Linked DNA regions of Homo sapiens: region 2 is linked to region 1. A link is a contact called in ENCODE Hi-C or POLR2A ChIA-PET data. All regions are on one chromosome and are shown on one strand. Each heading gives the region's core, a stretch centred on a gene start or an enhancer-like site at or near the end of the contact. The rest is flanking DNA. Distances are from core to core; before and after follow the strand shown. Region 1 has its middle 31 kb from the start of RESF1. Region 2 overlaps AMN1 (antagonist of mitotic exit network 1 homolog).

Region 1 (3,327 bases), core at 258-2,757:
TTGGCCAGTCTGGTCTCGAACTCCTGACCTCGTGATCCACCCACCTCGGCCTCCCAAAATGCTGGGATTACAGGCGTGAGCCACTGCACCCCGCCAATTTTTTGTATTTTCAGTAGAGACAGGGTTTCCCCATGTTGGTCAGGCTGGTCTCGAACTCCCGACCTCAGGTGATCTGCCCGCCTCAGCCTCCCGAAGTGCTGGGATCACAGGCATGAGCCACCTCGCCTAGCCTGTTTTTTGTTTTTTTGAGACAGGGTCTTGCTCTGTCACCCAGGCTGGAGTGCAGTTTTGCAGTGGCATGATCCCGGCTCACTGCAGCCTTAACTGCTCAGGCTCAAGCGACCCTCCCACCACAACCTCCCAAGTAGCTGTGTCCCACAGGCACACACCACAGTGCCTGGCTAATTTTTTTATTTTCTGTAGACATGGAGTCTCCCCATGTACTCAGGCTGGTCTCAATCTCCTGGGCTCAAATGATCCTCCCCCATCTTGTTCTCCCAAAGTTCTGGGATCACAGGCGTGAGCCACCGCCCCCAACTACTTTTTTAAAAATATTTTGATCTGCAGTTGGTTGAATCCTCAAATGTAAAACCCACAAATATGAAGAGCCGACAAGAACCAACATCTGACGAAGGTACAGAAAAACTACTGCACTACTGCTCTATAAGATTAGAAATTAATCTGTAAACATTGATACATTGTTAGGATGCTTTTGCCACCTGATAGAGACATTAATTCCAAATGTTCCAGGTCTTTATTGCCCTGAGAAAGTTAAGCAATCTTATAACTAATTTAGCAAATTTGTGTAAGGATTTTGCCTTTCAATATGAATGTATGTTCAAAGACAAAGGTCTGGAAAGATATGCACAAAATAAAATTAAACAGTGGTTATTTCTGGGGAGGAAAGTAGGAAATTGAATTTTTGCAACTTTTTGTACTTTTGTATTTTTCAGAAGTTCTTGTTTTTAAAATGTCAATGTAAAAGCACACACACAATAAATGTCTCCATCAACTCTTTGTCCACGACTAGAGAAATGGTTTAGTAAACTATATTTCTTTTCCTTGGAAACATATTCAATCATTAAAATTATGTTTATAAGGATTACATTATAACATGTAATTAAAGAAAGGGAAAACTATGCACAGAAAAGTTATAGGAGGAAAAACACCAGTGCATTAATTATATTGATAATATTTTATTTTTTTAAGTATTCTTATCTAATGAGAATGTAACATTTTTGTAATAAGGAAAATGTTAGTAAAAACAAAACACAGCATGTTTCAGCATGCCCTGACTCTTCTTTGAGGATATGTGATACAATAGATTGGCCTTTTGTGACTTTTACAAAAGGTTGTAGTTTTTGTTCCCTCCACACTTAAGAATTTTATCTCACATCATGAATATCTGACTTCTGGCTTTTTTTTTTTTTTAAGGTAAGCAAGCTAACATTTAAAACTGTGATTAAATAAGAGTATCTTTCAAGGTTTGGCTAAGGAGAGCTAACATTTCCGTGCTGTGCTGTTAATCAAAGGAACTTCTTCAGCTGGTTTTGTTTTGTTTTGTTTTGAGACGGAGTTTCGCTCTTGTTGCCCAGGCTGGAGTGCGGTGGCAGGATCTCAGCTCACTGCAACCTCTGCCTCCTGGGTTCAGGCGATTCTCCTCCTCCTGGGTTCAGGCGATTCTCCTGCCTCAGCCTCCTGAGTAGCTGGGATTACAGGCATGCACCACCACACCGGGCTAATTTCTGTATTTTTAGTAGAGACGGGGTTTCACCATGTTGGTCAGGCTGGTTCCTTTTTAACTGAAACATGTCAGAGAGGAAAAATTTTCCTCAACCCTCTTATGTTTTGTAACTGAGGGCCTGCAAATTAAACTAATAAAAGACATAGTAACAGGAGAAAAGGCACACCATTTTTATTAATATTTGCATGCAAAAGAGTTCTCAGGAAAGAAGTAGTTAGACTTGCGGTTTTATGTACCTTTTTAACAAAGGAAAGAGGGTTTGAGCTTCAAGGAACTAATTGTGGGGCACTGAGTAGGAAACATGGGGGAATTAATGGAAGATAAGGGCTATTTTAGAAAGATCTGTTTATGCAAATTCATCTTGGTGTTAATTCCCATCTTTGGTAAAAATCACTCTTCTCTCCCTGGTACTGGGTGGGTGGGGAAGCACCTTCCTCAATGGGAAATTTATGCCCTGCTTTTAGGCTCTGTCACCCAGGCTGGAGTGCAGTGACATGATCATGGCTCACAGCAGCTTCGACCTCCAGGGTTCAAGCTATCCTCCCGCCTTAGCCTCTTGTGTAGCTGGGACCACAGGCTAGCACCACCACACTCAGCTAATTAAAAAAAAAAATTTTGGTGGAGATGTTCCCGAACCGAACCAGGCCTGGCTGTATGTTCTCACAGCCCAATAATGAGATGCAGATGGACTGGGAAAGAAGGGAGTTTATTTCTGTAACTGGATACAGGGAGAAGATCAGAGATTATTCGCCAGACCAACTCAAGGTATTACAATTCTTCCCATGCTCATACATGTTTGGACTACATGCCTACGTGCAGTATCACATTTGCCTAAGTTTATCAGTAATTAATTTTGCTTCAACTAGAAGGTCAGAGGCCAAAAATGCCCTCTAAATCTACCTAATCCGTGAGGGTCCTCGTACCAGGGTGATTAAGAAATGTCTCCTAAATTTACTTAAGGAGGATCCTGGCACCAGAGCAATTACTTCTACTTTATCTTACCTACGGTTTGGTCCTAAGAGTTGCTCCAGACCCTCCTCCTTAAAATAAATCGTTTCAAGGACTGTCTATGTTACCTTGACTCGCCCCAGATGTCAACCCGAGACAGATCCTGGTACAAGGAATGTAAGGCTGTCTCCATTATCTTGACGTGCTCCAGGTTTTAGGAGAAGCCTGTGCAAGGCACTTACTGAACATATATTTCATTTCTGGTTCTGACGTCCGAGCATTGATTTTCCCTAGACTTAATTGTTAGCCCAATATTAAGGCAAGCGCTGTGGAAATTCATCTATGTAAATGGAGTGCTATGGAGCCCTGTCTGTGTGACTGTCAGGGAGAACTGGCCTGCCACAGATATGAGGTCTCACTATGTTGCCCAGGTTGGTCTCGAGTTTCTGGGCTCAAGTGATCCTCCTGCCTTGGCCTCCCAAAGTGCTCGGATTACAAACATGAGCCACCGCTCCCAGCCACCTGCATCTCCTGATTCTCAATTACCTTCAGCTCAAAATTTTCCTATGACAATGTGTCATATTTTGGGGTCGCATATTCAGATCCCCTTCAAACAAAGATGAATAAAGTCAAAA
Region 2 (3,327 bases), core at 299-2,798, 250 kb before region 1:
CATATGCAAGTATAGTAAATACTTTCTATATAATATAAATTTTATGGTCTTAAATACTCATATGTGAGCAACCATATGAATATATAAGAGGAATCATGTTATATAAGGTGTCACGAAAGAAGAAAGGCCTTCCATGTATCAAACAAAAAACCCCCACAAACACAACCAGCATTTATCTTCCTTGGAAAAAGAAGAAATTAAAAATCAAATATAAGGTGAACATGTTAGCCCACTTTACTTCCATTCAATGATGTTAGCAAAAATATATCATTATAGAAGATTTAGGGGTACTGATGGTTAAGTGGGAAGAGTAGAAGTGATCTGGGTAGTTAAAATTTCTTCAGCTTTTTTCTCTTTAGTTTATTAATAAAAGCCATTTTATATGAACTATTTAAAAAATTTATTTTTTTTGATGTGATGACTCAAGGTAGAATATATTGTATGAACTCTTGCATTATTATTTTTATTTATTTTTTTTGAGACGAAGTTTCGCTCTTGTTGCTCAGGCTGGAGTATAGTGGCATGACCTTGGCTCACTGCAACCTCTGCCTCCTGCGTTCAAGCAATTCTCCTGCCTTAGCCTCCTGAGTAGCTGGAATTACAGGCATACATCATCATGCCTGGCTAATTTTTGTATTTTTAGTAGAGACAGGGTTTCACCATGTTGGTCAGGCTGGTCTCATAGTCCTGACCTCAGGTGATCCACCTGCCTCGGCCTCCCAAAGTTCTGGGATTACAGGCGTGAGCCACCATGCCCGGCCTCTTGCATTATTATTAATATTAGATCTCTCAATGTTATGATAATTGGCCATTATGCACAAGGCAAAGTCGAGATCCATAAGAGTTAAGTGATTTATTCGATGTTCTGGAGAGATGGCGTGGATGGGATCAGCGTTCGTTTTACTGTATCTTAAGATTTTAGTTTTAGTCTTAGCACTATTATTATTTTATTAGACAGCAAGTCTCAGTTAATGTTGTGCAGGCTGATTTCAAACCCCTGGGGCCTCAAGCGATCCTCCCACCTCAGCCTCCCGAGTAGCTGGGACTATAGGTGTGCACCACCATGCCCAGCTAATTAAAACAATTTTTTATAGAAGCAGGGTTTCTCTATGTTGCCCAGGCTGGTGTCAAACTCCTGCATTCAAGCGATCCACCCACCTTGGCCTCCCAAAGTGCTGGGATTACAGGCATGAGCCACCGCACCCTGACACAAATAACATTTCAATATCTCACTTTCCTATTCTGTGAAATCAGGGATCAGAAAAATAACATTTTAAAATGTGATGGAGTTGGCTAGGGTAATCAAAAAAGTGTTCTGTGCTAGAAATTTGGAAATGCTTGGACAAACGAAGTTAAACAGTTTCTTAGCTATAGTATTTCTCAGAGCCTTTGACAAATTAACATTCATAATAGTGGCATGTTGCCCTTCACAAACTTTTTGGACATATAAACACTTTTTGTTTTATGTTATGGCACACCATGTAACTGCAGTGAATCTGAAGGATTTCAGGGCAGAACAAAGAAAAAGATGTGACCACAAGGTGGCAGTGGGACACAACAAGCTCTCTTTGGACAGCGCTTTGACAGGTTTGTATGCCGGGAAGTCCCTCACAGCATGAGACCTTCCAAAGGCAGCGACAGTGTAGGGCGGCCACTACTCAGAAGGGGGAGGGTAAGAGAATTCCTGGAGGACTAGAGAGAGGGTGTATGTGTCATGACGTTGTTTAGCAGCAAGATCGGCGGGGCGGGTGGGGGGGTGTCTCTGGGTTACAGAGCTCCAAAGGGCAGCAGTGATTTGGGGTCTTTTATAGCCTGGGGTTTTTATCTATGGATAGTAGACGTTGAGTGTAGTTTGCAGGGTATGTAAAGCAGGTGGGCTCTAGATAGATGGCTAATAATTTGGTTATTTAGGCTATACTTAAACAATTGGATGTGTAAACATTTGATTTGGTGATGATGGGCTTTTGAGCTAACAGTCCTGGTTGCTGTGAAGAAGTAAACAACACAGGGCCCCAAAGGTCATTTTTAGATCATGTAACGGTAACACCTAGTCCAGCATTTACCAACTGTGATCTTCCAGATCAAAAATATTTTTATTCCAAATATTTTGAACTCCTGCCATTTCAATGTCTACTTCCACTACTTCTGGCAGCCACACAAAAATATAAGAAGTGATTTGAAAGGGGTATGCTATTCTTTTTTTTTTTTTTTTTGAGACAGTGTCTCACCTTGTCACTCAGGCTGGAGTGCAGTGGCACAATCTTGGCTAATTGCAACCTCTGCCCCCCAGGCTCAAGTGATCCTCATGCGTCAGCCATCAGAGTAGCTGGGATTACAGGCGTGCGCCACCATGCCCAGCTAATTTTTGTATTTTTAGTAGAGAGGGGGTTTCACCATATTGGCCAGGCTGGTCTCAAACTCCTAATCTCAAGTGATCTGCCTGCCTTGGCCTCCCAAAGTGCAGGACTACAGGCGTGAGCTACCACACCTGGCCAGAAAATGATATGCTATTCTTGCTGCAAATGTTGAAGTTGACTGATAATTTTTCTTTACCATAAAGCAGTGGTTCCCAAAGTGTAGTCTGCATATTCTGTAGTCTGAGACCCTTTCAGGGTTGTGAACTGAACTAGTTACTTTTCTCATGGAACACCATTTTTACTTTTTAAAAGAATGATTGATATGGTTTGACTGTGTCGCCACCCAAATCTCATCTTGAATTGTAGCTCCCACAATTCCCATGTGTCGTGAGAGGGACCCGGTGGGAGGTAATTGAATCATGGGGGCAAGTCTTTCCTGTGCTGTTCTTATGATAGTAAATAAGTCTCATGAGATCTGATGGTTTTAAAAGGGGAAACCCCTTCTCTTGGCTCTCATTCTCTCTTGCCTGCCACCCTGTAAGACGTGCCTTTCGCCTTCAGCCATGATTGTGAGGCTTCCCCAGCCACGTGGAACTGTGAGTCCATTAAACCTCTTTTTCTTTATAAGTTACCCAGTCTTGGGTATGTCTGTATCAGCAGTGTGAAAACGGACTAATACAATGACTACAGTGTAAGGTTATTCTTATTTGAGTACTTGGCAGACTATTTCATGAAAATAGAAGAAATGAGGCTGTCATTTCAAAGAAAACAAATGACAGAATTTGTTGTCAGTGATAAAGCTTTAGCTTTCAAGTGAATTTTGGAAGCCTCGTAGCTGCCACTGTGATCTTGAAAGCTATCCAGGACCTTTCTAATGACATCAGTTATTATGTTAACAACTGATTTTTGTTTTGGATAATAAAATGTGTCAATATTTAAAAGATCTATATAACTCAGAGAACCAATATTT

Evidence for each region. Hi-C counts contacts between places; a loop is a spot of excess contacts on that map. ChIA-PET counts read pairs that join two places held with the same protein, here RNA polymerase II (POLR2A). Pooled maps may share reads with other maps.
Region 2: a pooled map shows a loop between it and region 1 (4-fold over the local background). The contact joins two enhancer-like sites. A Hi-C loop is called at or near these places in 1 of 168 maps with a recorded cell type or tissue (HepG2) and 7 of 50 pooled maps. POLR2A ChIA-PET finds 5 or more read pairs at or near these places in 6 of 52 experiments (B cell, CD4-positive, alpha-beta T cell, GM10248 and 3 more).

Annotation. Positions count from the first base shown.
Region 1 is chr12:31,927,129-31,930,455 of GRCh38, forward strand. No RefSeq gene overlaps it. Among named protein-coding and RNA genes, the nearest start is that of RESF1, 31 kb to the right of the region's middle. Within about 2 kb of position 1,508, at least 3 of the 41 ENCODE cell types and tissues checked have a DNase peak (open chromatin) inside an H3K27ac peak, as active enhancers do.
Region 2 is chr12:31,680,768-31,684,094 of GRCh38, forward strand. All of the region lies in intron 6 of AMN1 (antagonist of mitotic exit network 1 homolog), which reads right to left. Among named protein-coding and RNA genes, the nearest start is that of ETFBKMT, 23 kb to the left of the region's middle. RefSeq lists a silencer at 1,680-1,769. Within about 2 kb of position 1,549, at least 4 of the 41 ENCODE cell types and tissues checked have a DNase peak (open chromatin) inside an H3K27ac peak, as active enhancers do.